Regions from separate parts of the Homo sapiens genome. Here region 1 is linked to region 2. A link is a loop called in an ENCODE intact Hi-C map of the cell type or tissue named here. Cell type or tissue: testis. All regions are shown on one strand. Each heading gives the region's core, and the rest is flanking DNA. Links, peaks and the distances in the headings are about the cores only.

Region 1 (2,917 bases), core at 148-2,647, 400 kb before region 2:
AAGGAAGACAGAGAGGCTGACTGAGGCTAAGGCGGGCATTCATGTGGCTAGTGAATGAGGAGGTAACTGCGGTGAGGCACTTAGTGGGGGGTTTCAAACTGAATCTTAATATGACAATTCTCTGGGGACACTAATTGAGGCAGGCCAGATGTGGTGTCTCATGCCTGTAATCTCAGCACTTTGGGAGGCTGAGGCAGGCAGATCACTTGAGGTCAGGAGTTCAAGAACAGCCTGGCCAACATGGTGAAACCCCATCTCTACTAAAAATACAAAAATTAATTGGGCGCGGTGGCGGGTGCCTGTAATCCCAGCTACTCAGGAAGCTGAGACAGGAGAATCGATTGAACCCTGGGAGGCAGAGGTTGCAGTGAGCCGAGATGGGACTTCTGCACTCCAGCCTGGGCAACAGAGCAAGACTCCATCTCAAAAAAAAAAAAAAATTAATTGAGGCAGATTCTTCACATGTAAAATGACTGGAAGAATAAGATGGGTGAATGTTAAAACACGGTTATTAAGAAATAAAACGTATACAAGCATACATAGGGATTCATTTGAAAACAGTTTGGTATGGTACCTGGAATATAATCCTAAAATGAGATTTCATTGTTGACTAAATAATGTCTTTGTTCCCCAAAAATTCCTATTGTTGTTTCATATGGCACATGAGCCAGTGTTTTCAGAATTCGTATACACAGGACTTGTTAAGTATTGACAGTGGCAAGAAACCTCATGGTTTGGGTTTAGGTTAACCACCATTATTTATTTCCTTAGTCTTTTATTTCACTCAAAAGGAGATAACTTAAATTGAAGAGAGGGCAGGAAACTTAAAACTGTATAAAAGATTATCTGGAAAATACAAACATAGTGTTTGTGGTGAACTAAAATACATATGAAAGCTCTGTACACATAAGTCAGTGATAAAAAGTGCTACATTCAGAAATACTTGCAAAACATTTCCTCTTGTGGGAAACGGTGATAATTCTACTGCACTGCCTTTATGGGTTTGTAAATTATGACAACTATGGCAGAAGTATTTTAATAAAAATACTTTAAAAATTCTATCAGAAGTTAATATTTATTTTTCTTATTTTGCTATTTTTTTCATATTTATCCTGAATAGATTATTCTACAGTTGTATATAACAATAAAATTGTTATCAAGAAAAACATTGATCTTAAAAAATTTATTTCAGGGAATTATACTTCTACACTGCACCTATTTTTATGAACAAAGCAGTCTAGATATCTCTTTAAAACTCTGAAAACGTCAGACATGTCTCAGAACTTTTTTTTCTTACACATATGAATAGATAGAAACACCTTGAAATTTTGTACTTTTTTCTTTAGCCTCCCATTAACTCTTTTTTTTTTTTTTTTTGAGATGGAGTCTCACTTTCTTGCCCAGGCTGGAGTACAGTGGCACAGTCTGGGCTCACTATAGTCTCTACCTCCTGGGTTCAAGCTATTCTCCTGCCTTAGCCTCCCAAGTAGCTGGGACTATAGGCATGCACCACCACGCCTGGCTAATTTTTGTATTTTTGGTAGAGACGGGGTTTCAGCCTGTTGGCCTTGCTGGTCTTGAACTCCTGACCTCAGGTGATCCACCCCCTGCCCTCAGCCTCCCAAAGTACTAGGATTACAGGCATGAGCCACCTGGTCCCATTAACTCTTTTAATTTTGGGATAGAATCTGACGCTGTGGATTATTAGTATGCCAATTTAATTTTTTTCTGATTAAAAGATCGTCATCACCTAGAAGCATTTACTATATGTTTGGTATATGTTGGTAGCTCTACTTCCCTTTGAAAATCATCACTTTAAGGGAATTGTGGGATATAGATTATGATCATCACATAATAATTTTAACAGATATGTTCATTTTATTTCACATAATTGAAGATATTTTCTTTTGGATTTCGTTTTAGAGACTGTCATGCAGTTCCTTGAAAAACTATCTGACAAACTTTCTGAAAGGTTAGTTTTTATTCTACTATTTAGTTTTTTGGTTATATGTTATTTAGTCTTTTTAAAGAAGACTTGATTTATAAAAAATTAGGAAGTGACCTAGAATATAAGTTTTGGCATATTGGACCAGACCTGTCTCACTATGAGACATACTTTAAAAGGCCATAGTTGTCTTCCTTATGTGCCATTCTTGAAAACATAAGCTGTCCCCTTTCATTAAACAATTGTTTTTAGAAATTCATCTTTCATTTGCACTTTAAAAATCTTTACCAAAATGTTTTTGAAACTATTTATTTTAACTTGTACCATGAATTTTATGACAAGTTCATAAAGTAGTATTTCTCTTCTTTTGGCCTAAATACAGGAGGCTCATGGATGTGGTGTCTTTTTAATTTTGTGTAGTATTTTAAGGATGTTCTATCTCAACATTTGTAATTTCAAGCTGAAGTGTTCTACTGCCTTTGGTGTGTCCGTTTGTTATAACAAGTTGAGTGTCCCTTATCTGAAATGCTTGGGACCACACATGTTTTGGATTTCATTTTTTGGGGGGAATTTGGAATATTTGCATATACATAATGAGATATCTTGGGGATGGGACCCAAGTCTAAACACGAAATTCATTTATGTTTCATATACACCTTATACACATAGCCTGAAGATAATTTTATACAGTGTTTTTAATAATTTTGTGCCTGAAACAAAGTTTTGGCTGCAACCTATCACATGACATCACATGTGGAATTTTCCACTTGTACCATCATGTCAGTGCTGAGAAAGTTTCAGATTTTCAGATTAGGGAGGCTCAACCTGTATTCCTGCCTCCCCTGCCCCTCCCCTGCTCAGTGCCTTCGATCATACACTTGCCCTTCACTGGCCCTCTTCTAGGCCTTAGTTGAGAGGCAGCACACCTTTAGGTACTAAGGATTCTAGGAAGAAGCAGTCACCGTTTGTAAA
Region 2 (2,917 bases), core at 318-2,817:
CAGATGAAAATCAAATATCTTCCTTCTTCATGAAGTTAACCACGGTTAGATCATCCACATTGATACAGATGCCTGATAAAAGATCAGGATTGCGTTTGACAACCAGGTTTCTCTTACACATTCTCAGCAGCTTTCAGTCTCTGAAGTTTTTAGTCTTCTTTATTTACTACATTAATCTTGAGAGTAAACAAGGTTCTTATCAAAAATTAATATTTTAATATTAAAAGAATTTATTAGAAAATAATTTATTTAATCTTTTAATATTTAAAAGATATTAAATAAGTTTACAAAGACAACAGCAACTAAGAATGACCATGACTGAATAGAGCAAAACTGTACTAAAATACAACAAATAAAATAAAGGAATATATCCGTGAAATGTTAAGAAAGGCACTGGCCCAAATAATCAGTACTGAGACTCCATCTTGGGTTTGCTTTAAAGCCTCTAGCATGAAGCTGATGGCTGCCCAGTCATCTCAAGGGGCAGCACTGTCCCTTAGGAGCTTACAGTTGAAGCCGACTAGGCAACCCCTAGCCTTGGGCAGAGCTGAAACTCAGCACTTACACACAGGACTGATGTTATAACTCGGAACACAGACTCCTCAGTTTCCTTTGATGCTTTTTTTCTGAGGGCCACTCACATCCGTCTTCTGTCTTCTTTCATGATCCTATCTTAACAATCATGTAAACTCAATCCTTTATCAGACACTCAACAGAAGCAGACTTTGTCAATTACTGGTGGAGAGAGTGTCCTAAAGAAGCTATCCATGAAAACAAGGGTGACCCGGCAGGCTTCACGAAGCCTTCACGAAGCCAGAGGGCAGGGGACATCCACCCTCACTCAGGACACCCTTGGGGCACTCTGTGCATCACCCCGCACAGCTGCTACTAATTAAGCCCTTCTGGGCACCATGTGTTTCCGTGACCTGCTCTTCCTGTGTCTTGTACTCATAATTTTTTCCCATCACATCACATGATCCTGCAGTTTCGGGACAATGCTGACTTCCTCTGCCATCCTCCGCAGCACACAGTGGGGCTCCTGCCACCCCGGGCCTTCTTGTGTCCTAGCTGAGCTGTGGACGGCCCTGCTCTCCCACCGGATCCTCCTGGGTCATGGAAGGATTCTTTGGAGACATGATCAGCTTCCTTACCCACCACCTGTGTGCCTTGGGCAACTGGAGTTCTCAAGCTCCAAGGCCTTCGTTTTCTCAGCTGCAAAATGAAGAGACTGGAACAGCCTCCTGTTTTGAAGAATCCCACCTGAGTTTATATCAGAACAATCTGAGATAGATATATAGATATAGATATATATCTTTTTACATTTTTTAAATGTTCTTTCCCCCAAAACCATGTCCTTTAAGTGGAGGAATCTATTTTTTAAAAATGATGTGGTTGTGCCCTCCAGTGGTTGAGCGTGAAGTCATCAGGCTGTTCGGGTGACAGCAGGGCTCGCAGGAAAGCGCAGGCCGTGCTAAACCGCCGAAGGACGAAGGTGGGTCTAAAGATAGATGAATCTGCTACTCCGGAAAGCACCGAATCGCCGTGTAGACCGGTCACCAAGTATAACTGCGAGCCCCAAGGCGTCACCAGCATGGGCATCCCAGCCTCGGTGCTTCAAGTCCTACTTCTGCTTGGCTATCGGGAAAGGCACGGCTTCGGGGCCACTTCTAGGCTCTCAACACGCGGCCGCTGCTGGGAATCCTGGCGGCCGCGGCTCTTCGCTCTCCAGTGGACCCAGTACTCCGAGAAGCCGCAGAGGCCTGGCCGCTGCAGCCTGCTCCCGACACCCGCTGGTCCGCCCCTCCCGCTCGGCTGCAGGGCTGGGGCGCCCACAGGCGGCAGCCGTCAGCCCGCGCCCGGAGGAAGCCCACGGCCGCCCCGGCTCCCCGCCCGCAGACGCAGCTGCGCAGCCTAGCGGGCTGGGTAGCGGGACAGCAGCGCACGCTGCCCGCTTCCGCTCGCTCCCCCGCGGGCCCTGCTCGATCGTCAGGGTTGCTGCAGGCGGAACTGGAGGAATAAACGCAAAGCCCCAGCCCCTCGTGAATTTCAGGGCCCCTCTCACGTGCAGGGTGTTCCCGCTTATTTCCAGACTCCTTGGATGCAAAACAATGAGTGAAGAACTGACAGTGAAGGCGGAGGGACTTACCTAAGTTATGCAATGATAAATAAATGGCAGATGAAAAATGGGACCTTTGGTTTCTAGTCAAAGTCCTTAGGAAGCGATTCGGCAGACGCAGGCCCAGGTGGCGAGGAGAATGGCCCCTTAGCCAGCTTTTAGGGTTCCGTGAGGGCTGAGCTAGGAGGGAGAGAAAAGGTTAAAGACCCTTCCGGTCCTTAGCATCACCACGAATGAACGTTTACCGAGCACTTACTTTATAAAGAGCACTGTGATAGATGCTGGGGAATATTCAGAGGAATAAATAGGACAATCTCATTTTCCAGGTCTACATTCACTGGAAGGGTCCCCTCCTGCAGGAACTCATTACTGGTCAACCACTGTGCCCTGTATGAAATCTACATGCTGTAGATTTCAGACATGTTTTCTGCCTCCGAGAGATTTATATGCTAGCAAACAAAAAAAGACATATATATAAGGAGATAAATAATAGCCAAGATATTTTTTGAAAAGTATTTGGGGTAAAAATACACATAAAAACATTTACCATCTTAATCATTTGTATGTGTCCTCTTCAGCAGTGTTAAGAACATCCACACCATTGTGCAGCCACACTCCAGAACACTTTTCATCTTGTAAAACTGAAACTCCACAGTCATTAAACAACATTTTCCCATTCCCCTTCCCCTAGCTCCTGAAAAACCACCATTCTACAGATGCTCCTTGACTTATGATGGGGTTAGGTCCAGATAAACCCACAGAAAGTTGACAATGCATTCCATGCCCCTAACCTACTGAACA

What was found. Peaks named below come from ENCODE experiments on the same cell type or tissue, not always from the same donor. Only the 100,000 strongest peaks of a DNase experiment are listed, where the experiment ranks them.
Region 1: a loop joins it to region 2, with 2.8 times the contacts of the local background. A loop is called at or near these places in 102 of 110 quality-filtered maps.

The regions. Positions count from the first base shown.
Region 1 is chr13:23,863,196-23,866,112 of GRCh38, reverse strand. It overlaps MIPEP (mitochondrial intermediate peptidase), which reads left to right. Exons shown (of 19, transcript NM_005932.4): 8 at 1,924-1,972. Among named protein-coding and RNA genes, the nearest start is that of PCOTH, 24 kb to the left of the region's middle. In testis, for the core only: no CTCF peak of the experiment used is centred there; no DNase peak of the experiment used is centred there; H3K27ac peaks cover 212 bases.
Region 2 is chr13:23,465,398-23,468,314 of GRCh38, reverse strand. No RefSeq gene overlaps it. Among named protein-coding and RNA genes, the nearest start is that of LINC00327, 2.7 kb to the left of the region's middle. RefSeq lists an enhancer at 1,473-1,632 and a silencer at 1,743-2,022. In testis, for the core only: a CTCF peak has its summit at 1,463; DNase peaks (open chromatin) are centred at 1,464 and 1,854; H3K4me3 peaks cover 1,218 bases; H3K27ac peaks cover 1,328 bases.